Regions from separate parts of the Homo sapiens genome. Here regions 2 and 3 are each linked to region 1. The links are chromatin loops, found by intact Hi-C in ENCODE. Cell type or tissue: endothelial cell of umbilical vein. All regions are shown on one strand. Each heading gives the region's core, and the rest is flanking DNA. Links, peaks and the distances in the headings are about the cores only.

Region 1 (10,322 bases), core at 1,324-9,323:
ATCAAGATTTTCAAGAGATCTGCACCCCCATATTCATTGCAGCTCTATTCACCATAGCCAATATGTGCAAACAACCTGTGTCCATCAACAGGTGACTGAATAAAGAAAATGTAGTATAAATACATAATGGAATGTTGCACAGCTTTTATGAATATTTTTTTCTGAATATTATTCCACATTGCAAAAAAATATAAAAACCAGTTATTTGTAACAACGTGGATAAACCATGTATAAATAATCCAGTCACAGAAAAACAAATGCTTCATGATCTCCTATGTGGGATCTAAAAGAATCAAACTCATAGAAGCAGAAAGAAGAGTGTTTGCTAGGAACTGGATAGATGGGGAAACAGCAAGATCCTGTTAAGGAGTATAAAGTTTCAGTGTAACAAGAATAAGTTATGGAGATTTAATGTATACCAATGTGACTATAATAAACAACTTACTGTATAATTGAAATTTGCTAAGAGGTTAGCTCTTAAGTGTTCTCACAACAAAAAGAAACAAAAATGATAACTCAAGAAATGGCTATGTTAATTATCTTGGCTGTTGCACTTATGTCACAATGAATATGTATATCAAATCATCAAATTGTACTTCTTAAATATATACAATTTTCAATTGTCAAATATACTTCAATAGAAACATTTTTTTCTAGAGGAAACATTTGTTATGACTTTCAGTAAGAAAAATCTGTTAAGGACTTTAAAAATAGCATTCCCAGAAGTTTTCTGGTTGAGAGACTGGCCTATGATTTTCTAGGACATCACTTTTTTGTCTGTTCTCTTGTGAATAATTTGGAGAACAATGGGTCACTGGAGGAAAGACTCTTCGAACCCAACACCTGATGCAGCCTTTGGCTCCTCCTACATCTTGAAGCATGACTTTTGATAATTTTATGAACTTCAATTTTCACATCTATTAAGTGAAAATAATCAAAAGAATGAAATATAATGAAAATCAAAATACCTTTCAGGGAAAGAGCTGAAAGAAACTCATTTAATTGGAGAAAAAAATTCTACCAAAAATAAATTTGCACATTTAATTTGCTCTGGATATTGCTGTCCTAAACTATTCTATAGTAGACAGAATTATGCCACCCCTTCCTCCCCTCAAGAAAAGTTGTTCATATCCTAATATGTTACCTCTCATGGCCAAAGGGACTTGGTTGATGTTATTCAGGTGAAGAAATTTTTTTTTTTTTTTTGATATAAGATCTCACTCTGTCACCCAGGCTAGACTGCAGTGGTATGATCTTCGCTCACTGTAGCCTCGACCTCCTGGGCTCAAGTGATTCTCCCATCTCAGTGCTCAAGTAGCTTGGACTGGAGGTATATGCCACTATGCCCAGATACTGGATAATTTTTTTTATTTGTTGTAGAGATGAGGTCTCACTATGTTGCCCAGGCTGGTGTCAAACTCCTGGCCTCAAGCAAGCCTCCCGCCTCGACCTCCCAAAGTGCGGGGATTACAGGCAGAGCCACCACAGCTGGCCATAGGTAAAGGATCTTTAAATGGGGAGATTATCCTGGATTACTCACATGGGCCCAGTCTAAATATACGAGTTCTTAAAAATGGAAACTTTTTCCCAGCTGCAATCAGAGAGATATATAACAAAAGATTGTCAGAGGATGAATTTTGCTCGTTTTAAAGATGCAGAAAGGGGGTCATAGTCAGGAAATGTGGGTAGCCTCTAGAAATTGGAAAGTCAATGAAACCAATCCTCCTAAAAGCCTCCAGAAAGGAATGCAACCCTGCTGATACCTTGATTTGAGACTAGTGAGACTATGTAGGACTGCCAGAAGAGTAACATAATTTAGTGTTGTTTTAAGCCACTAACATTGTGCTAGTTTGTTATGGCAACAATAGAAAACTAATACATATTGTTATGCTTATTCTCTTTAAGTAACTTTAAAAGGTAAAACTGAGATCTGCCCCATCCATAAATATAACTGAGTCATTGACATCAAATAGACCCGGAAGCAGATTAATGGTCTACATAATGTGATTATCACACATGCCACAGGCAAAGCAGTTACTAAGGATCAGTATGTATCTTCTCACTGAATCAGGGAGTAAACTTACTTTCATGGAGCCAAATCACAATTTGCCAATGAAGCTGGATGTTTGAACTTTTCACCTTGCTTTTATAAAAAGGGTGTTTTATTTTATGTTTTGCAAAACTTTTTTTTTTTAGCTTCCCTAGCCACCACAAAAGAGAGTTATACTTGCTGTAAGCTCCCCCAGGCAGAAATCAGAAATTAGAGGACATAGCAACAGAAAGAAGGGTCTTTTAAAAATGCCTGAATGACTTGTGTTTGTCTAACACCTAGCTGTGGTGGAAGAAGAGTATAAGAAACAGACTGTCTACTTATTGATTGTTGTAGGTAAAATATGCACCTAATTGCTTCAACAACAGAAATATAGTCTCCGTCTTGAAAGGAAGTTGAAATATACTATATTGAAACTGTTTTGCAGAGACTGCAAACAAGCAGGATCCTCCAGTTAGAATTAGTTTCAAGACTTATAATTTTAATATTTTAAGTACAAACAGGAGCTTGAGCTGGACAAAATGTCAGCTTATAGGACTTTATAAGTGATTTCTTTACTGATTATATGAGAATTATTTGTGATTAGCATTTCATTCACCTATAAAACGAAAGATTGCTTTAAGTAGATATTTCTCTTTTTACGTCAAATGGAACAAAATTTAGTTTAGACGGTAACTTTGTTTCTGCACTTAAAAACACATTGAACTGCAGTCCAGCACTTATGTAAATGTTTTACCATCATTTTATAATGTGAATTAGTGACATTAATGAAAATAAAAAATAAAGGTGTATGTGAAGCTCTTCCCCACTTGAAGTGAATGGAGACCTGTTCCCTGGAGGAGAATGGGAATCCCAGGCAGGCCCCCAAAATTGTTGGAAGTAAATGTTCAGTGCCACAAAGTAAAAATAGCATTCAGACAAAAGTTTTCTCAACAAGACAATTTACTTCTATAGAAGGGTGAGTCTCATGGATAGAGCAATGGAGAGAGCACACCAGACAAGGGATGGGAAGAGCGTCTTATCCTTAATGCAGCTAGTCCCTACTGCTGTGTCTTTCCCCTATTGACTAGGGTTAGACCACACAGTCTAAGGTAATTCCAATTGGCTGCTTTAAAGAGAGCAGGGGTATGACCTGGAATGGTGAGGTGAGTAGTTTCGGTGGGAAGGATGGTTACAAAACAGGTGACTAAGGATGACTAAGGACAGAACAGGTGACTAAGCATGGAACAGGTGACTATAAGGATGAGTAAAGACAGAGGAGGTGACTAAGGACAGAGCAGGTGATAGAGATTAGGAGGGGGCTGTTTATTGAAACTAGGGACAAGAGACGTAAAGAACGAAAGGACGTTAAGAAACATATATAAGAAACATATACCACAATGATGTGCTGCCCTTTTTCACTCTTCTCTTTTGTCACCCAGGTTTTACTAAGGACTAGACATGTTACGTTTGCTTTCCCTTTGTATTCCTAATAGAAAACATGCTGTATGATTTTGTTTGTTTTATATCTGCTTATTTTAGGACTGTTTGCCATACCACAGAAGTAATGCAACTTGGTCTGCACTAAGGCCTTGTAGGATACAGTAGATTTCTCTTTAAAGAACCAATATGTCACTATGTTCAGCTTCCCTGTTCTTTGTTCCTCATCTTAAAGTTTAACTTCCTTGTTCTTTACGTCTCTTTGTCCCTAGTTTCAGTAAACAACCCCCTCCTAACCTCTATCACCCTCTCTGTCCTTAGTCACCTGCTCTGTCCTTAGTCATCTGCTCTGTCTTTAGTCATCCTTATAGTCACCTGTTCTGTCCTTAGTCACCTGCTCTGTCCTTAGTCATACTTAGTCACCTGTTTTGTAACCATCCCTCCCACCAAAACTACTCACCCTGCCATTTCAGCTTGTACCACTGCTCTCTTTAAAATAGCCAACCCGAATTACCTTAGACTGTGCGGTCTAACCCTAGTCAATAGAGGAAAGACACAGCAGTAGGGACTAACTGCATTAAGGATAAGACTCTCTTCCCCTCCCTTGTCTGGTGTGCTCTCTCCATTGCTCTATCCATGAGACTCACCCTTCTATAGAAGTAAATTGTTTTGTTGAGAAAACTTTTGTCTGAATGCTATTTTCACTTTGTGGCACCGAGCATTTACTTCCAACAATTTTGGGCGCCTGCCCGGGATTCCCATTCTCCTCCAGGGAATGGGTCTCCATTCACTTCTCGTGGGGAGACGCGTCCCATTGCCTCATTGTGGTGGCCTCAGGGTGAGAGATGGGGAACCACCCAGTGCGACAAATAAACTCGGGCTCTCAACAACCCAGAAGGAAACAGGATGATAGCTTGGGGAAAGGATTCTCACATACCGCAGCAATCAGGTAACTCTGTACACAGACCAAGTTAAGCAATGTCGCAGGGGTGACGAAGTATTTCCTTGCTGGTCAAGATATTCTGGAGGTTAAAAGTGTGTTTAAATGATCACAAACACTACTGCTTGCAGTGCTGCTTGTGTGAATGGTACTACGCACTACCGCTGTGTGGAGTGAGTGGGTCCTATCTGCGGTTCCATGGTCACCTCATACGGCTTAGGACAGATCCTGCCATGGGGTTCAAACTGGCATGCCAATACCAAGAGGGGCCTAGACACCCAAAAGGGAAGCGGCCAGAGTGGATGAAGCAAAAGAAGGGTGCAAGGATCCTCCAGCAGGTGGGGCTAAAAGATAGGCAAGAAATCTCTAGTATGAGGGATTAAGCCTAACTAGGACCCAACATGGGAAATACCCTAAGCAAGACAGGGAGTAAAAAGGATAAAAATACCAACAAAGATGATTCCCCCTCATAGTCCCCTAGGTCTCATGTTAAAATACTGGAAAAATAATGAGAGGACTAAACATAAGAAAAAGCAACAAATGATAAAATATTGCTGTTTTATTTGGACTCAGAGACCCATCTTCAAACCCTCAAATCTTCTGACCAAAGTTTGGGTCGAATGAAGATGTAATGTGTCAGCTTTTCATTCAATATGTAAATGATAAAAGCCTCGTTTCTCAAGAGGAACTAGACTATGCTCTTTGTTGGAGGCAGAGACCTGTCCTTTTCCCCTTAAAGACAACTAGGGAAGAACCCAATGTAACATCACAAAAGGAAAAATTACATAAGTTAGTTCCCATGCGCAAAGACTCCAGCATATGGGATCCCCTAGACCATCTTCCCCTGCTCAGTGACCCCAAGCCCTCTCCTCAGACAGCTGCTGCTGCCCAAGATCCTGCTCCAGATTCTTCACCTACTCACGTTATTCCCCCTCCTTACAATCCTGACTCTTGGAAATTATCATCCCAAGAGTCTGTCCCCTAACAGCCTAAGGACCCCTCCCTAAAGGGACTCCAATGTGAAATAGAACAATATAAAAAGGATATCCGAAACTTCCCTTTTCCCTCTACAACTAAAGAGTCAGCCCCTGATCTCCTTCCCTTAAGATAGGTGCCACAAGGAGGAGGAACCATTGACTTCATGGATACTCCCTTAACCAGTTCAGAATTCCAGAGTTTAAAAAAGGAGCTTAAGCCATTACTAGATGACCCTTACGGAGTGGCAGATCAAATTGATCAATTTTTAGGACCTCAGTTATACACTTGGGTTGAGTTAATGTCCATTTTGGACATCCTCTTTTCAGGAGAAGAAAGGAGTATGATTCATAGGGCTGCTATAGTAGTTTGAGAACGTGAGCATTCACCCAGTCAAAACGTTCCTACCATGGACCAGAAATTCCCTGCCCAAGACCCCCGCTGGGACAATAACAACACAACTCACCAGGAAAATACACAGGGCCTAAGGGAGGTGATAATCAAATGAACTCGGGAATCAGTACCCCAAACCCAAAATCTTTCTAAAACATTTAATATGCAACAGAAAAAGGATAAAGGGCCTATGAAATTCCTAGACAGACTGAAGGAACAAATGAGACAATATACAGGCCTCAATTTAGAAGATCCCTTTGGATGAGAAATGTTAAAACTCCAATTTTTCACAAAAAGTTGGCCAGACATTTCAAAAAAAGTACAAAAAAATAGAAAATTGGAAAGACCAGACCGTCCCCCGAGTGAACTTCGCATGGAAACTCAAAAGTTATGTGTGAGGAGAGACGAAAAAAATCAGAAACAAAAGACAAAACTTACATTATCCACCTTCCAACAGAAGACTCCAAATCCATGTCCTTCTAAACAGAGCTTCCAGAGACACAGAAACTATAAAGGGTCCAAACCCTTCTTTAAAAGACCTAAGCCTCCATCTGGAGGACCAAGGCCCTCTGAAGAGTATGGCAAAACAAAGTAAAAAAATCCCAGAACTGAGAGGTACAAAGGACAAGATAGGTGCTACAAATATGAAAGTACAGGCCACTTCAAGAGGAAATGTCCTGAATTCAAAAAAGAGAAAAAAGTCCTTCCGTTCATTACTTTTGAGGAAGAATAAGGGAGTCAGGGGCTCTGTCTCTTTTATGTTGAGTCCCACCAGGAGCCCTTAATAAATTTAGAAGTGGGACCTAAACATGAATTTATCACTTTTTGTTCGATTCAGGGATGACTTGTTCCTCTGTTGGTTTCCCCCCATCTAATATTGCCTACTCTTTGGAAGGACTTTTGCTCTCTGGAGTGAAAGGTGAAGGATTTAAAACAAAAATTTTAAAATACACAAAAGTCAAATACCAAGATCAATCAGCTCATATTCAGTTTTTGTTAATCCCTGAAGCAGAGACTAATTTATTAGGGAGGGATTTAATGTTGAAGTTAGGCAGAGGCCTACAAGTCAGACCAAGAGAATTCTTCACCTCATTAAACCTACTCACCAATACAGAGACAAAATACATTAATTCTAATGTCTGGTCCAAAGAAAAGAACTGAAGAAAACTCTGAGTCCCTCCAATCCACATCAAGCTAAAAACCCCCGGGGAAGTAGTAAGGAGAAAATAATACCCCATTCCCCTAGAGGGCAGGATAGGGTTAAAACCTATAAGTGAAGGTCTTACTAAAGATGGGCTTCTTGAGCCCTATATGTCCTCTTATAACACCCCAATACTGCCTGTCAAGAAATCAGATGGGTCATACTGGCTGGTAAAAGACCTTAGAGCCATTAACCAAATAGTCCAAACTACCCACCCCATTGTTCCCAATCCTTACACCATTCTCAGCAAGATTCCATATAATCATCAATGGTTTACTGTTACAGATTTGAAGGATGATTTTTGGACATGTCCCCTGGCTAAAGATTGTGAAGATATATTTGCTTTTGAGTGGAAAGATCTCCATCCAGGGTGAAAACAACAATATCGATGGACAGTCTTATTCCAAGGGTTCACAGACTCCCTTAACCTTTTCGGTCAAATTTTAGAACAAGTATTAGAAAAAGTCATCATCCCAAAACAAATATGCCTACTCCAATATGTTGATGATATTCTTATATCTGGTGAAGATATGGAGAAAGTAGCTAGCTTCTCTACACATATTCTTAACCATCTGCAGTTCGAAGGGTTACAAGTCTCAAACGGAAAGCTTCAGTAGGTAGAGCCTGAAGTTAAATATTTAGGCCACAGTGCAGACAAGTGAAAAATAGGGCCTAAATAAGTTGAGGGAATCGTATCCCTACCCTTGCCTCAAACTAAATAAAAACTCAGGAAATCTTTAGGGTTAGTTGGATACTGTCACTTATGAATTGACTCATATGCACTAAACAATAAACTTTTATATCAAAAACTTGCCCAGAAGAAGCCTGACCATCTCCTGTAGACTTCTGAGAAAGGTGATCAGATCAAAGAGCTGAAAGAAAGGCTCATAACCACCCTTGTCTTAGCCTTACCTTCCCTAAAAAGCCATTCCACATTTTTGTCAACGTGGATAATGGAGTAACTTTAGAAGTGCTTACTGAAGGACACAGAGGCTGTTGGTAGCCTGTGGTCTTCCTGTCAAAAGTCTTAGATCCAGTTACTTGTAGATGGCCTCAATACATCCAATCCATTGCAACTACAGGAGTATTAGTAAAGAAAGTAGAAAGTTAACCTTTGGAGGAAAATTGACAGTAAGCATGCCCCACCAAGTTAGAACTATCTTAAACCAGAAAGCAGGGCAGTGGCTTACTGACTCAAGAATCTTAAAGTATGAGGCTATTCTGTTAATATTAACCACTGATAATTCACTTATCCCAGCAGGTTTCCTAACAGGGGATCCAAATCTAAAGAGAGAGCACAAATGTTTAGATTTAATTGATTATCATTTAAAAGTCCAACCAGACCTAGGAGACACTCCCTTCAGGACGGGACGAGAGTTATTTATAGATGATTCCTCCCGGGTGATTGAGGAAAAAAGACACAATGGGTATTCAGTACTTGATGGAGAAACTCTCGAAGAAATAGAGTCAGGAAAATTGCCTCATAATTGGTCTGCCCAAACTTGCAAGCGGTTTGCACTCAGCCAAGCCTTAAAGTACTTTCAGAACCAGGAAGGAACCATCTATACCAATTCTCAGTACACCTGTTGAGTGGCTCACACATTTGGAAAATTTTGACTGAATGAGGTCTCTTTAGTAGTAAAAGTCAAGACCTTTTTCATAAGGAGCTAATCACCCAAATATTTAATAATCTGCAGTTGCCAGAAGAATAGGTATTGTCCATGTCCCTGGATATCAGAAAAGTCTTTCTTGTGAAAGTCGAGGAAATAACCTAGCAGATCAGATAGCCAAACAGGCTGCCATTTCTTCTAAAACACCTATTTTTGACTTAACTCATTACCTTCCTTCTCCTACCATGATCCCCATTTTCTCTTCCACTAAAAAAGAAAAACTAATAAAAACAGATGCTAAAGAGAATTCAGAAGAAAAATGGATACTGCCAGACCAGACAGAAACGTTATCCAAATCCCTTATGAGGGAAGTCTTGTCCCAACTGCATCAAGGGACCCATTGGGGGCCCCAAGCCATGTGTGATACAGTCCTCAGAGTTTATCGGTGCACAGGAATTTATACCCTGGCCAAACAGGTTACAGACAGTTGTATAGTATGTAAGAAAACTAAAAAGAATACCCCTTTGGGGAAGGAGCCCAGGCTTAAGGCTATCCCAAAGTATCCAGATTGATTGCACAGAGATACCTTCAATAGGTCATCTAAAATACTTACTAGTGATAGCAGATCACCTCATTCACTGGGTCAAAGCTATCCCCTTTTCAAATGCAATGGCCAATAATGTAGTTAAGGTGTTAATTGAAAATACAGTGTCCAGATTTGGGCTAATAGAAAATATTGACTCAGACAATGGAACCAATTTCACTGCGCACATCACTAAAAAGCTATCCCAAACACTAGACATTAGATGGGAATATCATACTCCTTGGCACCCACCTTCATCAGGGAGAATAGAAAGAATGAATTAAACTCTGAAGAACCGCTTAACCAAGTTGGTTCTGGAGACTTGGTTACCATGGACCAAATGCTTTCCTATTGCCCTGTTAAGAATCTGAACTGCCCCTCAGAAAGATATTGGTCTTTCCCTTTAAGAGATGCTCAATGGATTGCCTTATTTACGCTCCACTATTGACATTCCTACCTTTGAAACAAAAAACCAATTCCTTAAAAATTATACACTTGGCCTATCTTCTACTTTCTCTTCTCTTAAAACCAAAGGTCTCCTAGCACAGACACTGCCCCTGGAGTTCCCAGTACATCAAAATCAGCCTGGGGATCACATCCTCATCAAAAGCTGGAAGGAGGAAAAGCTTGAATTGGCCTGGGAAGGACCTTACCTAGTGCTCCTAACTACTGAAACCGCAGTCTCAACAGCAGAAAAAGGATGGACCCATCACACCCGAGTCAAGAAAGCACTGCCCACACGAGAGTCATGGGCCATAGTCCCAGGTGAAAACCCTACCAAACTAAAGCTAAGAAAAAATTAACTATCTTTCATCTATTCTATTACTCCTCCTTTCCTTGCTGTATTGCTGACCACCTCATTATTAATGTAACCAGGTCAATTTTGCCTCAAACTATTACATTTGATTCTTGCCTTGTTATACCCCATAGAGACTTACCAAGTCAAAGACAGCTTTCCACTTCAGAAAAATACCTCTGTCCTTCTTGACTCCCCTCAGGCTGGAGATTAGTGAATCAGGATCATTTAGTCTGGGAAGGTTTCAGTGAAGACCCCAGTGTCAACTGGGAGTCTTGCCCCCCGATACAGAGCTTTTATGCTGTAGTTGGTCCAACATTCTGTGGACCACTAAAGTGCAAGGATGGACTGCCAC
Region 2 (10,322 bases), core at 1,531-9,530, 690 kb before region 1:
TCAATATAGTTTTGTAAATCCCATAGCCCACATCTTACTGGAGTATCCTTAGCTATTTAGTATCACTCCTCTATGATGCCAGTCTCAGTTACTGTTTTTCTTTCTTCAACTGCTCTGTTACTGTTCTGTTCTTGTCAGCATTGTGCATTCTAAGTGTTTAGAGTAACATATATCTGGCAAGTGAAATGAATATAAGATATATTTATGAGAGTAGAGTACTGACAGCTTTAAGCTATGGATGAGTTAGTTGGTTTTTTAACTCTAGTGGCCTCTTCATAATTAATCCACTATTTATTATTATCTACTCTTTAGTCATAAAACTTGTACTTCACTAATTCTTTTGTTAATTTATTCACCCAAAAAGAAATCATAATTCTTACTATGTGTTGGATATTATTCCATGCGAGGAACAAAACAAAGACCTGGCCTCTCTCATTGTGTGGGAGAGAGAAAAAAACAAACGACAGGAAGATATGTAATGTCAGGTGCCATGAAGAAAACAAAAGAAGGGTAGGAGAATAGAGAGTGATGGGATAGTCAAGGAAGGCGTCTCAGAGGGGGGCCATTTGAGCAGAGACCTGCATGAAGTCGGGGAGCAGCCATGCCTATATCAAGGGGAAGTTTCTAGGTAGAGGTAGGAAAAAATGTCAAAGCTCTGAAGAGAATGTATAGCTTAATAGAAGGTTGGGCTCCAGCTTCATCACTTCCAGTAACACTGTGCTCAAGGGTGAGCATGAGTGGGAATGAGCATGCATAGGGGCTAGCTAGGATAGAGAGAGAATATCCAGCCTCACAACAGGCAGGGGGACAGTGAGGTGGCCACATGGTGGGGGAACCTCTGCCTGAGATGACAACAAAAAAGATTGTGGGGAAATAGAATCCCAAAATTTATTTTTCCTTCTTTACAAAAAACGTTAAAATTTAGGGCCAGGTGAAGTGGGTCATGCCTGGCCAAGGTGGGCAGATCATGAGGTCAGGAGATGGAGAATATCCTGGCTAACACCAGTGAAACCTCCTCTCTACTAAAAATACAAAATATTAGCCAGGCGTGGTGGCACATGCCTATAGTCCCAGCTACTTGGGAGGGTGAGGCAGGAGAATCGCTTGGACCCGGGAGGCAGAGTTGCAGTGAGCCGAGATTGCACGACTGTATTCCAGCCTGGGCAACAGAATGAGACTGTCTCAAAAAATAATAAAATAAAAATTAGTTGATGGCCTAAAATTAACAACATATTGGCATCATCAGAATTGCCATTTGAAAATTATATGCTATAGAAGGTCAAGTCCAAATATCCAGACGTATATGAAAAGATGAAAAGCTGCTCAAATTTGCTACTAGTCAAGGAGATGAAAGCAATGAGAGGGATTGATGTTTTGATTAGCCTGGATTGGAACTTTGATAACTCTGATACTTTGATAACTCTTATTGTTATCAAAAAGCTATGGGATTTGCCTTAGGTGTTACCAAAGACAGGATGAAGGACATTTGATAATGTTTGAAAACAGTAATAGGAAAAAAAAAATGAAGCTGTTTCCTAATTGTATCTACTAAATTCACCCATTTCTCTCTTCCTCTCTCTCTCACTCTCTCTGTTCCATCTCACTCCCCACTATCATATTTATAATGTCATATGATCAGGGAGAAAAATATGACAGGATACATATCAGATTGTTAACTTGAGTTAACTTGGCTGGGAGATGCTATGGAAGAAGATGAAAGGGGGAGGGGAAGTCACATAAAAGTACTGCAATACCAGAAACCCTGACTACATTTATGCATTTTTGTGTATGTACAATATCTTTTCAGAGTAACTGACACTGATGGGAGGTATAAATTGAAGTGTGTTGTGGAATATATACAGACTTTAATGAAAGAATCACTAGGGACACAGAAGTAGCAAAAATAAAATGTAGACCAGTAATATTCATATTTTTGTTTGTAGGGCATAAATTGGAATTGCAAAATAATAAATGAAGTTAGCTATTTGACTATGAAAGTCCAGATTTCTAGAAAAAAATCTGTGTGATACATTGAAAATTTTTTTCACCTAGTTTCACTTGTAATGAGTAATACAGAAAAGAAAAAGACTGGAAATTACCATTTTTTCATCAAGCATGTAGGCTAGCTACATGTTCTGAGTGGTTCACAGATTGAGGGCTTAAATGGTTCCCTACTTACTTACATTTTAGCAAATAGCTATTTCAGAAAATGTTTTAACTGCAAACTACCCCGGAAGTAACTTGTCTTAAGTTGTGTGTCCCTTCCTGAATTTGTTAAGGCATAAGTTTCTGCTTTGACTTTTAGGTTTGGTTTTTTGTGGGTAGACACAGGGACAAGAGACAGTGAGGGATGTGCCTTATGACTGATTGGGTGGGAAAAGCTGTACTCTGTTGTAGAGAGTTTCCCCATCCTCTGCTGCTGCCATTTTTGAATTGACTGGAAACCAGGAGGTCCCTTGTCCATGATTCACCTGGTGGCCTCAGCCAACTTTCAAAGTAAAAGTTTGCATTTCTTGAACTTTCTAAATTGGAGTTGTTATACAACCCAGGAAAGGGCAATACAGTAGGTAAAAGGATTTAGGTATTCACTGGAAAAAAATTTTAATCCATATTTAAGAAGCAATTGGTGCAAATCAAAACACAGATACACATGATTAGAATGAAAATGATTTCCGTATTTATGTTTGTCAGCAATATAGTTATTTACAAATAACCCATATGAAAATGTAAAAAAGCATATTACATCTTCACATGCCATCTGTATTGACTGAATAAAGCTTAGTGACATTATTTGCAAATCTGTAGTTAATTGTACATAGACATTTTGTGCGTTAAAAAGGAAATGTACATAATGTAAAATAAATTACATTACGCAATTTACAAAGTAATATTAACAAAAATTCTTAGACAGCTGCCTCCTTATTTAAACAAAATAAATATTCAGGTAGTTAAATTAACATAAAATACACATTTAGGGAATAATAATTTATAGAAAGACAGATTGCAAATTTTAATAAAGTTATATTTTACAATGATAGATACTGATCTCTTCAAATCTGTGTGATAGAAATGGAGAAAAAAAGTACCAGAAAAGGAATCTAAATGTTTACTTTCTAAAAATAAACACAAACAGATTTCTGAAAAATAGGGAAAAGTTTACTTGAGGGTTAAAAGTAGGTAATCTAGAAACTATGGCTTAAAAACAATAAATCTACAAAACACAACAAGACTGACAATTATATTCTAAATAATATAGAGATTTTTGATCACTGAAAACATGACTCCCACAAACTAAAGCTCTTCATATACTGCCCATTTTTAAGATCTGACTTGGTAGAAACACAGAAAAATAAAAATGCAAAATTAACTGTTTAGCATTAGTTTCATTCATTTAATAATGTAGACATAACCATTTTTCATTGTCCCTGCTAGATATAAAATTATTATAACACACTGCAAACCATCCTTTTTATAAATGGATAACTATTTGCTTGGCTCACACACCAGTTTCTGATACCTGAAATCCTGTCCTGCAGCCAGGGCCACCTGAGGGCAGGACCTGGGGAGACCCTTATTCCCAGAACAAGCAGATGTAGTTCTCACAACTAAACTAGTCCCAGGAAAGATCACATTCTGACAAGATTCCTCACAGATTTGCTCAAGGACTACTGTTTTTTCAACACCCTCAATCTTACAGTGGAAATAGAAGAAGAACCCACACTTGAATTTGGTAATATATTTATAAACAGGAGATCCCAGATCATTTGGGAATTGTGCTTCTCATGTACTATTGAGACCCACGTCAGCTTTAGAACAGGCTCTCCCTTCTGTATGGTACTGAAAAGTACAGTCCTCCCTCACTGTCTTGTGGTGTGGAATGTGAACAAAGACTCGAGATGGAGGCAGGAGGATATGGGATGGTCTAAAGCAAGTGTAGGCATGGACATTTTTACAGAAAAGGGCTTTTTTTTTTTTTTTTTTCCTGCATGCCTTCCACATTTTTCCTTTTCCCTTTATTCATTTCTTTGACCAGTGGATTTGGTGTAAATCAGGATGTTCACACTCTGAGTGAGTGACACTTTGATTCTAATAGGGAAGGAAATATAGGAATTCTTTTTTTTTTAATTAAAAAATTGGGCATGTTTAGTGGGAAGTAGGTAAGAATAGCTGTCAAGAGTAGAAAGAGACCAAGCAGAGAAAATCAGAAAGGGCCAAGGATACAGGTTGTTGGGGGAGGTAAATAAGTGTGTGAGAGGTCTATTCAATTTCTGTGAGAAGGAAGACGTGAATTTACCTTGAAATGCCCAGGAACTTAACAGGGGTCTGATTAAGCTACAATGACCACTGCCACCTACCTGAGGGTGGGGCAGGGAAAAATCAAACTCCTAATACTGTGGCCTAAAGACATGTACATTACGTAGGGGAAAATACTAACCCCATCTAAAAACAAACCTAGAGTAAAAGTCAACATGTTTCAGTGCTATCTTCACTCATTAAGCATTTTTTCCTTCTTTTGGATGTCTGTCTTAAGTACCTATGTATACAAAAGCCATTACTTTTTTTTTTTTTTTTACAATGCCTAGCAGAATGTCTTATATGTCAATAAATATTTGCCTTGTTAGAAGTAATTTGTGCTTTGTTATAAGTAATTAAAAACAAGCTTTTATGCACTCTTTTTAAATTCACTTAAGCTACACCGTAGTATCCTCAAAAAAGGCTTTGAAATTAAGATTACTGTCCACATATTGGATTAGTTATTGATGAATAAGCAAATCAGCCCCTTTCAAAAGAGATCAGTTAGTCCTATTCTACGTGGTTTCTAGTGAAATAGTCCAGCAAAATCATATAATACTGTGTCAAACTTTTTCTGCTCTTCTTTTTTTAAAAACCAAACAACAGACCTTCATTCTAGGGAACAGCAGTTCTACATCTTTTACCCCCTCGGTGAGGTAAAAGTGTCAATAGAGAAGTTACTACTATATTCCCCTCCCAAATTTTTAGAAGGAACAGTAAAAATAAGGTTTTGATGAAATTCCAATAAAATATTTAACTCATTATTGTCTCATGTCAGAAACAAAAATAAGGCCATTTTCATGTTATAAACATGAATATAATAACCTTCCCTTTGTCCAAAATAGCCAGATTGCTACGTTCTCCTCTTTCCACCTTTCTAACGAGGTTATCCAGTATTTATTTATCCTAACAAACAGTGACCTTCCAATATGTTCTCTAATATTAGGTCATGTTGAACCTAATTTCCTCTCTCTCATATATATGGGTGTGTGTGTGTGTGTGTGTATATATATATATGCATGCATATATGCTGTAAAATCTAATTAATTTATGAATAAAATGTATTTTTCATAACATTCTATAATTTTGATTTGCTAATTTAATTCTTATAGGTAGGATGATACTAATCTTTTCTGAATTAATGACATTTTACAATACCTTAAATATAGCTTTAGTAGGTATTCTATCCCACATTTCAAAATTAATAGGTGTTGCACACATTTCATAAGAGGGTTAGCTGAATTTTTCAAGTAACCACAATAGAGTCTTTCTTAACTATTTTGGACAAATGGAGTTTATTTTATTCAAAGAGATCAACTTTAGGATTATCTGGAAGACCCCTGATTATATATATTGACAATCACAGTTTTAAAGTAACAATATTATTTTTTCTTCCTCTTTAATAAAACAGATAAAATGGACTTTGTTTTTATGGTTTTCTTTGTTTAAATCCTTGCTTTAAAGTAAAATTTTCATCTTCCTGACTACCTGTTCTCTTTGAAATGATTTACATTTCCTAATATAGTGAATATTGAATGAGGAATTAGCGCTTACTGCATTTAGTTCTTATTGAAATACATACAAATATTTTCATTTTGGGGACAATGACATCCTAACCTGATGTCTTTTGTAATCTTTGCAAATACTCTAATGAACAGCAGGGGGAGTTCATACTCCAGTATGAAGGTAAAAATACCTTCTAATCCAAAACACTTTTACAGGAACACAGCTGTTTAAGATAAAATAGCATGTTAGTTATATTATTTTTCAAATATCCTGAAAAGCTAGTGTCCTCTCTCACAAAGGTTGTTGCAATAATGTTGCCTGAAAATGGTATTGCTTTTTAATGGCACCTTTTGAGTTTTCTTTTCATTTGCAAGAAGTCTGCTGAGTTAGTTAAATATTGTTCCACTGTGCCATTCCCAGGGCTACATCTGTAGAAAATACAGCTACTTCTGATACAGTGGGAAATGTAATGACTGTAAATTCTCACCTTTGAAAAATGAATGAAAACGAAAGATGACACCATGGAGAGCTAGCATTAAAAAACATCCAGACCAGGGGTCAGCAAAATATGACCTGCAAAGGTGGCCTACTGGCTGTTTTTGTAAGGGAAGTTATATAGGAAAACAGTTATGTTCATTCTTTTATTTACTAAGATTGCATTAGCAGAATGGCAAAGTTGAGAAGTTGCAACATAGACCTTGTGGAAAATATTTTCTATATAGTCCTTTACAGAAAAAGTTTGCCACTCTTGCTCTAGATATGCAATGAAGTCTTGGATAAGATATTTATTCTTCTCTTTTAAAATTTTAGTTTTGAAATCATACATTGAAGAGAGAGATTGCTTCAAATTTTGCCAGTGAGAAAGGCAAAAGACTATGGATTTTGAAATAACTGCCTGCAAGACAGACATTCAATCTGAAACTGGGAAATCAGAGAGAAAGAAAAATCAACATATAATTTTGATTTCCTTTAGTTACAAAGGTCATTGATACATTATTTATTTTCTCCATCTGCTCAAAATTAAAAAGACATCCAGTTCCTTTTTCTTTTTTTTTCTTAACAAAGATAACAAATATAAAAATCTAGTCATAAACAGCCTTCAAAGAACAATTACAAACCAACTAGAGGAATCCACCTTTTAGAGGGTTAAGGGGTTAGGGACTTCAACACTTAAATTACCGCCATGTTGTCAATTTCACAATGGCTGCAGTGATGAGGAAGTGTGTGTACAGCAGGTGTAATAGCTGATTTCATCTTGCTGCCATCCAAACTGAACTTTACTCTCTTCAGGATACAAGAACTTGCAAATGTCTTCATGCCACTCTTGGCACAGATGTCTTCATCCCACATGAAAAGAGGCAGTTTCTATGGCAATACTGGTTAAGCGCCTATCGTGCTGCACTAATATAGTGCAAAAATGTGCCTTCCATATAGCAAAAAAGATGCAGGCAACCAGTTTGAAAATCAGGGAAAGTAGAAACGTATTGTATTAACACAAGTAAATTAGTTTTCCAGACAATTACCACTATAAAATACTGAACTTGAGGACTCGTTCTTCTAAGACACTAGTACTTGTCCAGCATTCTTACTTTGGAGAGAGACAAGAAGTCTTAAAAAAGAGGCTTTGTCTCTGAAATGCAGGTCAATAAAATCTACCATCGACCACCAAGATGCTGAATTTATTCAGTGGATTTTCTGCTTAGCTTAGAGTTTATTTGTTATGCATTGTTAAAATTGCTTATTAGCAAGTACATAATCTGACATAATGTGTGTCATTCAACTGAGTACACATGTTAATTTGACCATAGTATTGTGGAGATCTTGGTAGAAACTCTTCATGCTAGGAAGTTTTATGGATTAACACTGCAGACGGTCTTGTATCAGGCATCCTAACTGGCCAATTCCACCATTATTTTTTAGAGATGAAAGTGGTTTTTCAGTCGGTAGATTTCAGAAAAGATGACATAAAACTTTCAGAATGCAGCATGTATTCAGCTAAATCTCCTATAATTCTCACGGTTGATGGTCTGTATATAAGTGGTACTGTCTTAAATATCTCCAGTGGCAGTATGATTTTCACTCTTGTCTTTATGATGCCATTTTTAAAAATTAAAATATATTTTAATCCACACAGTTTGGATACATTTGTTGTGGCCTCTGGACATCTATGAAGTCAGAAAGCCGAAACTGGTTGTTGCCAGGAAAAGTTATATGTTACATGTCGGCATCTCCATCATAGGCTAAGGTTAAAGGTTTCAGTCGGTTGTTTTGCCTTCTTTGGGGTTTCTTTGGCTTTTTGCTGTAAAAAAATTCGGAATTAGGAGAAAGAAAATCAGTTTCTAATTGTAAATTTGATTGCTTTAAGCGAAAAAAAAGTAAAAGCAAATTGATAAACTGAAATTGCCTCGTTGCCTGCGTTGCCTAAAGTCTATCTACCTTAGAATTTGATTTTCTGATCTTGAATTTCAGTTTTATGCTTTGAATAAACTCTAAGTAAACTTCAAGTGTTTCACTACCCTACAAAAGATAAATTATCCAAGTGGGATTCTTTTAGTATTAACAACAGAAATAAAATCATAGTAGGGTCATTTTCATTTGGCCAGAAACCTTTATAAATAATGCATAATTTATAAATTATACATGTTTTAGAAGATACTTGAATATGATTAGGTATTACTGTAATATCTTCCTCCATTAGTAATTCAATATAAAAATCTACAGTTCACCATATTGAGTACAAAGCAATATTTTCTTGAAAGTATGCAAGAGAACATACTCGAGAAGATGACCTGCAGCAAGCTCTTGCTCATCTTTAGAAACGAAATGGCTCAGATTTGGTAGCTTTTAGCCCATCTAGGACTAAAGCCATGTTTATTTAGAAATTCATGTGAACACCAGATAAATGTAGAGTACTTATTTGAGACATTAGTTTGCTGTTTCTGTGTTACGATTAAGTATCTCTTTGGATTTTTAATTATTTAAACACTCACCAAGCTAGATAAATCATGGAGACAATAAAGATGAGTAACACAAATGCCCCAGCTGCTACACCGTAAACCCAGGTCTTTAGTCTCCCATCTAAGAAGAATGGATATTAGTTATTAATTTACATTAGTCTGGTATACATGAGGCAGTCTTTAACTATGACCAATGATCAGTCATATATGACCAATTTCTTTCAAAACCCGAAAAGAATTATTGCTTCAGCACAGTTAATGATTAATGCAAAGCTGCTATTATGAGTTAGATTCTGCTTCATTAAAGATAAGCTATCAAGGAAAACTGAACTGAAAAATTATAAATGTTTGACTTCAGATTTCAAGTTTCTTTGGCTAAACTTCAGCTGCCTTTCATCTCAATTTTACTTCAAACTCAATACATGTGTAATGCTATATAAACATTCTCTTCTGATTTTCAGTGTATTTTGAGAATTGCAATGAGAAGAAAAGATGAAAAATGCAATTTTAAGAAAGTTTCTACAAACTCGAGTTAATGCATATAGGTATTTAAACAAAAACTTTGTCATTTTTATTCCAGGTAAAATGAAAGTGAATATATTTAAGATTTTATGGAATTAATAATCTTTTATCTAGTCTGCACTTACAATGTGTTTTAAAATTGGCTGACAATGTCATTTTCAAAAACAACTGGTTTGGTTAACATATAAAAGGATCTATAAATAATTTTTTTTCTACCTTTTCTATTATATGGAATCAGACATAACAGGAACTTTTGTAATTTGGGTTTCTGGTCTCATCTTTGAACTCCTCAGTTCTATGCTCCGAATAAACTTCAAGCACAAGATGTTATTAATGATATTGGCTAATTTAATTTGATCCTCACATCAACATATATTTTCTGTTGCAATTAAATATTTGATCTTAGTGTTAAAATTATAGATTGGGCAAAATTGACCTCACACAGACTCTGGTTTATTCAATATTTGAAAGGCATCAAATGGAAATTGGTACTGTGGAATTTTTTTGCCCGGAGTTAGATCAAGTTAGAGGTTCATTTGCTGGGAATAAACTCAATTAATATTCTAAATATCCTTTCTTTCTAATCCTAAAGCTTTCATTTTTTAAATTTGAGCTCAGTTTAGAATCAAAAGAGCTGTTCCACGATTGAGGATCTCTGTTGAGAGTTTCTTCAACAAATGTTTTTTGGGGTTTTTCAAAATCAAAGAATATCTAAGTTTTCAGAACATGCACCTTTTAAATATTTTAAAATTTTAACTTTGGGGAAACTATATATAAAATTTAAAATAATGACAATAATATTCTTTTTTTTTTCAAAAGGACTGGTTTTGATCTGAGGAGATCTGCTTCAATTCTTAGTGAAGGTCAAAATTGCTACTGGTTGTCTGCTAGTCCATTGTCTTAAACACTGAGGGAAGAGTTTCCCATGCTTACACAGATAAGTCAGCTTTGCAAAATAAATCATACTATCAGCTAAATAAGCCAATTAAAGCAGGAATAATGTGATTAAAAGCAAATCACCCAAACACTTAAAATATCTTAAAA
Region 3 (10,322 bases), core at 1,521-9,520, 220 kb after region 1:
CAAGGAACATTCAGAAGACAGAAGACTAAATGACATTGACACAACTGGCTTTTTCTTATGACAATATGAATATGAGTCAGAAATATATGTGATAGACAAATTATCCTTTTTGATATTATTCTCTTTTGAATGCTTTAATATATACAGTAAATCAATTGACTTGTTTCAACTTATTAAGTGAAAATTTTGATTAAAGTTGTATTTAATGATGCTGAAAGACTGCATGTTTTTTTCCCTCTTGCTTTCTATGTATAATTATCAATGTGTATTCATCATTTCTGACTCTGTGTGTATAGAGCAGATTCACCTGACAGCAATAATTTAAGCATACTCTATGGTCTAAGAAGAGTGTTGGTTCAGAGTTCTGAGCCAAGGAACCCAGGAGCAGCCAATCTAGAGGCTTACTCTATGAAGGACACCTGAACCGCTGGTCCATTTTGTGGACTGCAGGATATGCAAGGAATTAAGAGGCCCTTTGTTTTGAGCTAGATGTGGATGTTGCTAGGTAGAGGGTGCTAAGTGAAAATTGCCATGTAAACTGCATGCTGCAAACAGTAGCGGTCTTCCTGTCTAGCCCACCACTCCTTGACTGCCCCATACGTAAGTCCTCCATAAACCCTATGTCTTTGTTCTTTGGGTCTGGGTCTCCTCTGTCCTCTTGGACATAGTGCCATCCCCATTGGAGTCAGTAGGGGTTAGTCACAACCGTGTGATGTTTAATTCATACTCATATATGGTTTTCTGTATTTATCAATTAAATATATTTATAAAGAAACTAAATATTAAAAACATTCTTTTAATCACCAGTGGAAATAAAAAGTGAAAAAGAGCTATTAAAACACATTTCAAAGCTAACTATTAAGGTTACAATTTTTAATATAAAGATACTGCTTTTAAATGTAAAATTCAATGAATTTATGCAAAAAATTTTCAAAGCTTAAAAGAAAAATTTAACAAAAGTTATGTTCATATTAGAAAGGACAGCATAAATTTAACAAAAATAACTGTCATAAGTTTCTGAGAACTTTTCTAGGATTTTGAAACCTAACTCATCAGATAGGGCTTCAAAATACAGAGCTTTGTATATGAAGTAGAAATTTATCCTGTAGATGAAGGGAACATCTGGGCAGACTCAGATGAAAACAGAATGCCACAATCAGCTTATAATACAAGCCAATTCAAATGGAAAGAGGCTATTCTCAAAAAAGAAAACCCATTTTGAGAATAAAGGAACATACTCAAAACCTACAATTTATTCTTAATGATGCCTCATTTTTCATTTGCTTTATAGCAGCCTTCTACCCCGGGGCAAAGACTGACAGACTATTCCTTAGTACCTTAATTTTAGCTGTCCCCTTAACTATGACTCTGGGGCTGAAATACATAAACAGGGCAATAAATCAGAAGGAACAAAGAACCTTTAAGACTATAAGGCAGTGGGAGGAAGGAAAGTATGTTGAACAATTCCCTTTACATGTGTCCTTAATAATTGATAACAGGTGTCTAGTTTACTGAGTCCAGTTACACATTTTTTAGACAGATCTATTGTTTATGTTGTTCCCTGTCTAAGCAATACAGAGAGTGCTGTTTCACATTCCCTTCGTGTTATAATCTAGTCAATTCACTTAAAATTAGAATAAATTGCATTTGGTTTTAGAAATATTCATATTTGCCATTTCCTCTGCACATTGAAAATATATAATTTTGTTGGTTTAAAGTGTTGAGGCTCAAAAACTGAAACCACCTTTGCAAAAATTATACAGAAAATTATGACAGTGAAATAGGTCTGACTTAACTGACTTCATCTTGCTTCTAACCTCTAACTGTCCTTGTTCATTCCTGGGTGTAGGCCGAACTAACTTTGGGAGGGACTTAGTTTATAGTTTAACTTTGAAATGACAATAACAGCTTTTTCTCAAAACAAATCCCCTTCCTGCCTGGGGATTAAACTGCCTTTGCAGGACTAACAAATTAGCTACAAGATTAGAAGTTATGGTTTAGGACTCATGCAGCTAGAGGCTGCAAGATTTTGAACCTTTCCAAATTGCTCGTGGGGGTAACATCACTATTGTTAAACCTAAGATTAGTGCTTGAGATCTTTTGCAGACACTGCATTAGATGGATAAGCTGGCATCACTCAGATTGCTAACTGTCTCAACTTGTCTTGCGACCCCCACCCAGGAATCAACTTATCAGAAGAGGACAGCATTGACTCCCTATGATTTCATCAATGACCTGACCAATCAGCACTCCCTACTTTCCATCCCCCTACACACCAAATTATCCTTTAAAACCCTGATCCCTGAGTTTTTGGAAGACTGATTTGTGTTGGGTGATGTACCAGAGCCCCAGCAATGGAAAGTGACTGGCTCGCAGATAGTAAAAAGAATTTACCCACAATGGTATAGTTTTGGAAAGGAAAGTTTTATTGAAAGAAAGAAAAGAAAGAAAGAAAGAACACTGCAGAAGAGTGCAGCAGGGCATCTCAGCAAGAGAGGAGTAAGTGTGTCACAGTGGATTTTTACTTAGCAGTATTTTACGGACCTTAAAGTGGGATCTTAAGGGTAATTTAGACCATATCAGCAGCCATGTAGATCATGATAAATGATTACACTTGTAGACATTTTGGTGTCTCGATGATAGCAATAGGAGACAGTTAAATTCCTAGGCAGACGAACAGGTCCCTGTTGAACCCTGATCTTCAAGCCAAAGACAGCCTGATGCCTGAAAACTGAGCTTCCAGTTCCAGGTAGAGTACATGACCAGAGTAAGAACCTCCTCGATGTCTTTTAGCCAATCGAATGGTGCTTTTTCCAGGCCTGCCCACGAACCAATCAGCATGCACTCCCCAATTCTGAGCCCATAAAAGCCCTAGACTCAGCCTCACAGGTGACTACCTGCTTTTGGGCCCCCTCTCACACACAGAGGTACCCACTTCTGTTCCCCTCTCATGTCAAGAACTTTCCTGTCACTCAGTAAAATTCTTCTCAGCCTTGCTCACTCTCTGCTGTCTGCATACCTCATTCCTCTTCATCATGGGGAAAGAACCTAGAACCTACCAAGTTGTGGGTGTGAAAAGAGCTATAACATGCACTCCCACTCACCAACCTATGGGAGTGAAAAAAACTGCTGGGTGCCATACGCCCCCATTCACTGAACTTCAGGCAGTGGGACTGAATGAGCTGTGACACACCCCCATTCACTGAGCCGCAGGCAGCAGGACCGAAGGAGCTGTGATATGGCCCCATTCCCTGAGCTGCAGGCCACAGGAACAAGAGTAAGCTGTAACACTTCTTGGGGACTCAGACCTCGGGACTCCCTGGGCGAGAGCTGTAACACCCCTTGGGGCTCTATGGTTGTTGGCATATCCAAATTTGGGGCACCACCATGTTCCTCTCATCCAGATGCCGGTGCCCAAGGTGGAAGCTGGTCACAGCCTGCCCAGTCCAGCCACAGGCTGAATGTGGATCTCATGGCGGGCACAAGATCTGAGCCATTGCATGAGCCAAGCTCAGCCTCCAGGGCTGAGTGGGTGGAGTGAGCCCAGTGGGCCTCAGTGAGGCTTCAGGAAGAGGTCACAGCAGCTGCAGAGATTTCCGGCTGGCAGAGCAGCACTGAAAAACATCCTGTAACATTTCCAGGGGCTCATCTGGGATTGGCAGAAGGGTGAATAAGAGTGGACCTCTTTCACTTTCATTCCAAGGCTTCTTGTATGGAGATTTTTTTTTTTCCAAAAACAGATGAGGCATTGGGCCTCTGTTAGCCAGTTAAGAGTGAATGGCATGTCTTCAGAGGACAGGCTTGCTGGGGAGGGGTTTGTCAATCACCCATCGCCCTTGGGTGTTGGGAATGTTGGCTTTGCTTCAATCCAGTTTTCTTCATGGAGGTCTAGCCATTGCATGGAATTGGAAGGAAGTTCTGGGGCAATTATCTGGCTGAGGCTATACTTTGATGTTACCCAAAAGGCCACTGGACTGACTCCAGTCACCAACATCCCATTAGGGTGTTGGTGTTAGGACCTCCAGTCTTTTCTATGGCATTATCCTTCTTTCTTTCATGGCTTTAGTGGCTTTTATCTTTTCTTTATATATTAATACAATGTTAAGGGTGTTGTTGCAAAGCACAGAGATAATATAAGTGGGTAGAATGTGCATTTGGCTTAGTCATCAGGAGCGTAATTCAGAACAATGTGTTTTCTGTCTATTCTTAGAAGCAAGGAGGATGTAATGATTGAGAGTTTTCTTTCCCCTGTTGAGGAAACCCATTAGCATAGGGCAAGAGGCTACTTTCCCCCAGGCACCTTCCCTCCCCTGCATTTAAGGTTTTTATTTTTTCCCACCATGTCAGTAGTCAATATAGTCCTGTGAATACAGGGAGCTTTTCTATGTGAGGGATTAATTTTTTCCTTTTGGGAGACATCTTATTAGGCCCCAATTCCTGGGACTCGCTTTCTGTCCCTTGTTTGAGGAGCATCTGGTTTTACAGCTTCACTTTAACATCACTCCAGTATATTTTCCAAGCTTTGGAGTCCTGAGGGACCCAGAGGCAGTCAACAGCAGAAGACTAGAGTGCAGCGCAAGCGAGCACGACTACTGCTGCTGACTACTCCTTACCATTTCATGGGTGAAGAACTTGCTCACATTCATAGCACAGATGGGGTCTAGCAAACCCAAAGGTTACCGACAGCAGAAGGCTAGGGCACAGCATAGGTAAGTGCGACTACCCCTACTAACTATGCATTCCCACTTCATTGGTAGAGGTCACACTTGTATTCATGCATGGCACCTATAGAAGCTGCCACAACTCAGGGAAGGAAAGGGTGGCACCTATAGAGGTTGCCAAGACTTGGGGAAGGAAAGGACACTTTTTTTTTTTCCTCACATGCCCTGGGTTTTCACTGAAAGAGAGAAAGGAGCTAAGGGATGCCTTTTACCCTCTCTTTCAAATGGGTAACAAACCATTTTCAGCCTGTACTCCTTTTGAGTGCATCCTGAATCACTGGGAGTCCTTTGACCCTCAGATTAAAAAAATGCCTTATGTTCCTTTGCACTAGGGCCTAGCTGGGTTATAAGTTGCAAAGGGCAATTCCAAACCCCGGAGGTGCCTCCAGCTGGGGAGTCAGCTAAAGCCTTTAACCCAATATTTTTCCTCACCTCTTAGTTGTAGTTCAGGAGACCTCATGTTTACTCAAGACTTTTAAATCATACCTGAAAGCCCAACTCCTCTGCTGAGTATGGATATATTAGCTCATATGGGAACCACCATCCTTATGGCTCTGGGACAGACTCTTTGTCTCCTCCTAGTGGAGACCAACGTTAACCCAGAAGTTTGGGCAACTCAAGGGAAAATTGGCAGAGCCACAACTGCCATGCCAGTCTGGATCCATCTTAAGGACCCTACCTTCTTCCCTAATCAGAGATAATATCCCTAAAACCAGAAATTAGAAATGGGCTAGAAGCCACCATTGATAACTTGAGGATGCAGGGCTTCTTCAAACCCTGAAACAACCCTTTTAATACCCCAGTACTGGAGGTACGTTAACCCAACAGAGAGTGGAGACTGGTCCAGGACCTCTGCCTCGTTAATGAGGCTGTGGTTTGAATTCACCTGGTGGTTCCCAAACCCCTATACCCTGCTTACTCAAATACCTAAGGGAATTAATGGTTCACAGTCTATGACATAAAGGATGTCTTTTTATGCATACTGTTACACCCCAACTCCCAATATTAGTTTGCATTCAAGGATCCATTCAACCAGACCACTCAGCTAACCTATGCAGTGTTACCTCAGGGATTGTGAGACAGCCCCCACTTGTTTGAGCAGGAGTTGTCAAAGTATCTCTGAGTTCTTTTATTCTCAGGTTAAAGTTTTACAATATGTAGATCACATTTTCCTTTGTGCCCCAGCTGAGGAAATCTCTGAGGAGGATAATAAGGCTTTTCTTAATTTTCTGGCTAACAGAGGATATAAGGTCTCAAAATCTTAAGGCTCAGCTCTCTCAGACTTCAGTGAAGTACCTAGGTCTAGTCTTGTTAGAGGGGACCAGGGCAGTAGGGGAATAAAGAATTAAGCCCATCTCCTCCTTTACCCTCCTCAAAACCCTCAAGCAACTGAAGGGATTCTTGGGCATTACAGGATTCTGCAGATTATAGATACCTGGGTATGGAGAAGTAGCTCATTCCTTATATCACCTATTAGGGAGACCCAGGCAGCTAAGACTCACTCCCTAATTTGGGAACAAGAGACTAAAAGGGCCTTTGACCAATTCAAAGAAGCCTTGCTTGAGGCACCTGTCCTTAGTCTTCCCATAGGAGAGACTTAATCTTTATGTATCACAAAGGAAGGAAATGGCCCTGAGAGTTCTAACCTGGGCCTGAGGTTCAGCCCAGCAGCACATAGGCTACTTAAACAAGGAGCTTGGTTTGGTAGCTAAAGGATGGCCAGCCTACCTCTGGGCAGTTGCAGCAGTAGACTTGCTGGTACCAAAGGCTACTAAGTTAACCATGGGAAATAACATAACGATTTATACCCACGTAATGTGGCAGGACTGCTGTCTCCTAAGGAGAGTCTCTGGCAAATGGACAACTGCCTCCTCAAATATCAAGCTCTGCTATTAGAGGGATCTGAAGTCCAGTTAAGAACCTGTCCATCCCTAAACCCAGCCACCTTCCTCCCAAAGGAAGCTGGGGAGCTTGAATATGACTGCAAACAGACAGTAGCACAAACCTATGTGGCCAAGGAGTACCTCAAAGAAACCCCCTTAGAGAACTCAGACTGGACTCTCTTTACGAACAGAAGTTCTTTTGTAGAACAAGGGATCCATAAAGGAGGGTATGCAATAGCCTGAATGACACTGCTGAGAGCGTGCCTGTCCTCAGGCACAAGTGCTCAACTAGCTGAGCTAATTGCCCTCCTGAGGGCACTTGAATTAAGCAAAGGGAAAGCAGTTAACATTTATGCTGAATCTAAGCATGCTTTCCTAGTCCTCCATGCCCATGCCACTATCTGGAAAGAGATGGATTTCCTCACAGCAAATGGGTCTTCCATTAAATACCATCAGGAAATTAACAGACTATTATTCTCAGTTTTCCTCCCATGGGAAGTGGCAGTAACACATTTTAAAGGCCACCAAAAAGGGATGAATGAAATAGCTGAAGGAAATAAGTTGGCAGACCAAGCAGCTAAATTGGCAGTGAGAGGGCCCCAGATATCTGATCCACTTGAGGTCCCTCTGATCTGGGAGGGCTCCACAAGAGAAACAAAACCTCAATATTCTCCTGTGGAAATAGAATAGGCCACCTCTCAGGGATACGCCTTTCAGTCCTCAGGATAGCTACAATCAGAAGATGGCAAACTTCACCTTCTTCAGCTTCCAGCCAATGGAAAGTTCTTAAAATCTTTCACAAGCCTTCTACCTAGGTAAGGATAAAACATATCATTGGCCTAGAGGTTGTTCTCAGGTAAAAATCTGCTAAAAATAGTGAAATAGGTCATTAATGCTTGTGAGACTTGCCTTAAAAATAATCTCAATTGACAGCTTCTCCCCCCTGGAACCCAAGAATGGGAGGCTACCCAGGGGAAGACTGGAAGATGAATTTCACCCATATGCCAAAGATAAGGGACATCCAGTACTTCCTGGTATGGGTAGATACCATCATTAACTGGATAGAAGCATTTTTATGTTGAGCAGAGAAAGCCTATGAGGTGATGAAAGTACTAATTAATGAGATAATTCCCCACTTTGGACTCCCAATGTACCTCCAGAGTGATAATAGTCCCTTGTTCAAGGTAGCTGTAAGCCAGGAGTCTCAAAGGCACTAGGCATACAATACCATCTTCACTGTGCCTGGAGACAACAATCCTCAGGAAAGGTATAGAACACTAATGATACTATCAAAAGGCACTTCAGAAAACTGTCTCTCAAGACACTCATCTCCCTGGATTACTTTTCTTTCCAGAAATGTTCCTTTGAAGCTGGGTTTAATCCCCTTCAAAAAGATATATAGATGGCCTTTTCTCATTAATGATTTCTTGCTAGACCAAGAAACCTCTGGTTTGATTAAATATGTAACTTCTTTGGCCCATTTCCAACAGGAACTAAAACTGTCGGAAGCCCAACCTCATGAACTAGGGCTACTTCTGTTCAACCCATGGGACTTAGTTCTGATCAAGGCACTTCCTTCCTTTTCTCTCTCTCTACGCCCATGTTGGGAGGGATCTTACACTGTACTTCTTTCTACTCCTTCAGCAGTGAAAGTCACTGGAATAGATTCTTGGATTCATTATACTTGAGTAAAGACCTTGGAAAGTGACTTTCCTCTGTTGACCCAGAGGAGCACCCGAAGCACCAGTGTGAAGAAATTGGAGACCTCAAGCTAAAGATCACAAAACATAAGTGTCACTAACATTTTATGGATATCCTCTTTATAGTCTCACCTATGCTTGCTGTTCTTGCCTTCATTCTATTCCTCACCATAAGGCATCTTTGCCAAAAATCCCTTAATCCTGAAAGCCCATGGCATTATCTACTCCCCTAAACAGCTATCTCTTTTCTGAAGTTTAGCTTCCCTACCCCCATTAAAGACTTACTTTCACCAGGGTGAAACAGCTCTGATCAAAACATTGTTTTCAGAATGATTAGTATAATACTCATATTTGATCCATGCATACTTAACCTCCTTTTAAAATTTGTTTCTTCTTACCTAGAGACCATCAAACTCCAAATGGTCATGGAAATAGAGCCTCAGATGATGGCTCTTTTTACCGGGAACCCATAGGTAGACCTCTGAGAGACATCTAACTGCTGTTTTCCCAAAACAATGCCCCTGTCAGCATGAAGCAGTTAGACCTGTCACCATCCCTGTAATAATGTCAGTTAGACGTACCTCTTCAGAGGGGGGATTGATAGTGACAGTAAACAGTCAAATTCCTAGCCAGAAAGGGTCGTGTCCCCAGTGAAACCTGACCTTAGAGCCAAGGACAGTCTAAAGCCTGAAAACTGAGCTTCCTGTTCCAGGTAGAGTTCACAACCAGAGTGAGGACTTCCTTGATGCCCTTTAGCCAATTGAATGCTGCTTCTTCCAGGCCCACCCATGGATCAATCAGCATGCACTTTCTCATAAAAGCCTTGGACTCAGCCTCACAGGTGGCAACCCACTTTTTGTTCCCTTCTCACACAGAGGGCTACCCACTTCTGGGCCCCTCTCATGTCGAGAGCTTTTCTGTCACTCAATAAAATTATCTGCCTTGCTCACTCTCCAGTGTCCACGTACTTCATTCCTCTTCATCACGGGACAAGAACCTAGAATCCACTGAACAGTGGGTGCGAAAAGAGCTGTAACATACACTCCTGCTTGCTGAGCTACGGGAGTGAAAAAACCGCTGAGTGCCACATGCCCTCATTCTCCAACCTGCAGTGGCAAATCCAAATGAGCTGTGACATGTCCCCCTTTACTGAGCTGTGAGCAGTGGGACTGAATGTGCTGTGACATGCCCGTTTGCCAAGCTGCAGGAATGAGAGACAGCTGTAACACTTCTTGGGGCCTTGGACCTTGGAGCTTGGGAGTCCCTGGGCAAGATCTGTAGCATTCCTCAGGGCTGTGCAGTTGCTGGCATCTTTGAGATTTCAGTTGCTACTGCATTCCCCTCATCCAGATGCTGGTGCCCAAGGTGGAAGCTGGTGGTGGTATGACCGTTCCAGCTGCAGGCTGAGTGTGGATCCCATGGCAGGTGTGGGATCTGGGGCGGGGAACAAACCAAGTGCAGCCTGCTAGGCTGAGTGGGCAGAGTGAGCCTGGTGGGTCCAAGCAAGGCCCAAGGCAGAGGTCATGGTGGCCACAGAGATTTCCAGCTGGCAAAAGCAGCACTGAAAGAATCCTGTAACACTAATGTCAGCAAGGGTTGCATTATGAGTCTCAACATACATGCATTCCAGAGATGAATAGAAATTCTGGTTACTTATAAATTCTTGAGAAAGAAGCCTGGTACCAGCTGCTGGCTTTAGATAATAGGGAAGTCTAATTACTTCTAAATTTTTCAGATAAGGAGTTTGACTTTGGATGGTCTGCTTGATGGGCACTAGGCGATTTTTGTCCTCCTAAATTTGAGTAATAAAACTAATTTGGCCTTCAGTACAGCTAGCTCTGAGTGAATTAAACTCATTCTCTATTGCAATTTTCTGGTCTTGATAAATCAGCTGTGTCTAGGCAGTGGGCAAGGAGAACCCGTTGGATAGTTACAAAACCAATACCCCAAAATATGATGTTTTGGCATGTTGAACTGAAGAAACCTCAAGGCCTCTCTGACCTCCCCCATTATTTAAT

Evidence for each region. Peaks named below come from ENCODE experiments on the same cell type or tissue, not always from the same donor. Only the 100,000 strongest peaks of a DNase experiment are listed, where the experiment ranks them.
Region 2: a loop joins it to region 1, with 4 times the contacts of the local background. A loop is called at or near these places in 2 of 110 quality-filtered maps.
Region 3: a loop joins it to region 1, with 14 times the contacts of the local background. A loop is called at or near these places in 8 of 110 quality-filtered maps.

What each region holds. Positions count from the first base shown.
Region 1 is chr7:12,062,934-12,073,255 of GRCh38, forward strand. The region is part of intron 1 of LOC124901589 (a long non-coding RNA gene); the gene reads right to left. Among named protein-coding and RNA genes, the nearest start is that of TMEM106B, 140 kb to the right of the region's middle. RefSeq lists an enhancer at 3,025-4,224. In endothelial cell of umbilical vein, for the core only: a CTCF peak has its summit at 4,741 (motif pointing right); a DNase peak (open chromatin) is centred at 4,748.
Region 2 is chr7:11,367,781-11,378,102 of GRCh38, forward strand. THSD7A (thrombospondin type 1 domain containing 7A) reads right to left here. Exons shown (of 28, transcript NM_015204.3): 27 at 8,790-8,877; 28 at 2,585-8,098. The coding sequence ends at 8,014. Among named protein-coding and RNA genes, the nearest start is that of PHF14, 400 kb to the left of the region's middle. In endothelial cell of umbilical vein, for the core only: a CTCF peak has its summit at 5,958 (motif pointing right); no DNase peak of the experiment used is centred there.
Region 3 is chr7:12,286,774-12,297,095 of GRCh38, forward strand. No RefSeq gene overlaps it. Among named protein-coding and RNA genes, the nearest start is that of TMEM106B, 81 kb to the left of the region's middle. In endothelial cell of umbilical vein, for the core only: a CTCF peak has its summit at 5,314 (motif pointing left); no DNase peak of the experiment used is centred there; H3K27me3 peaks cover 407 bases.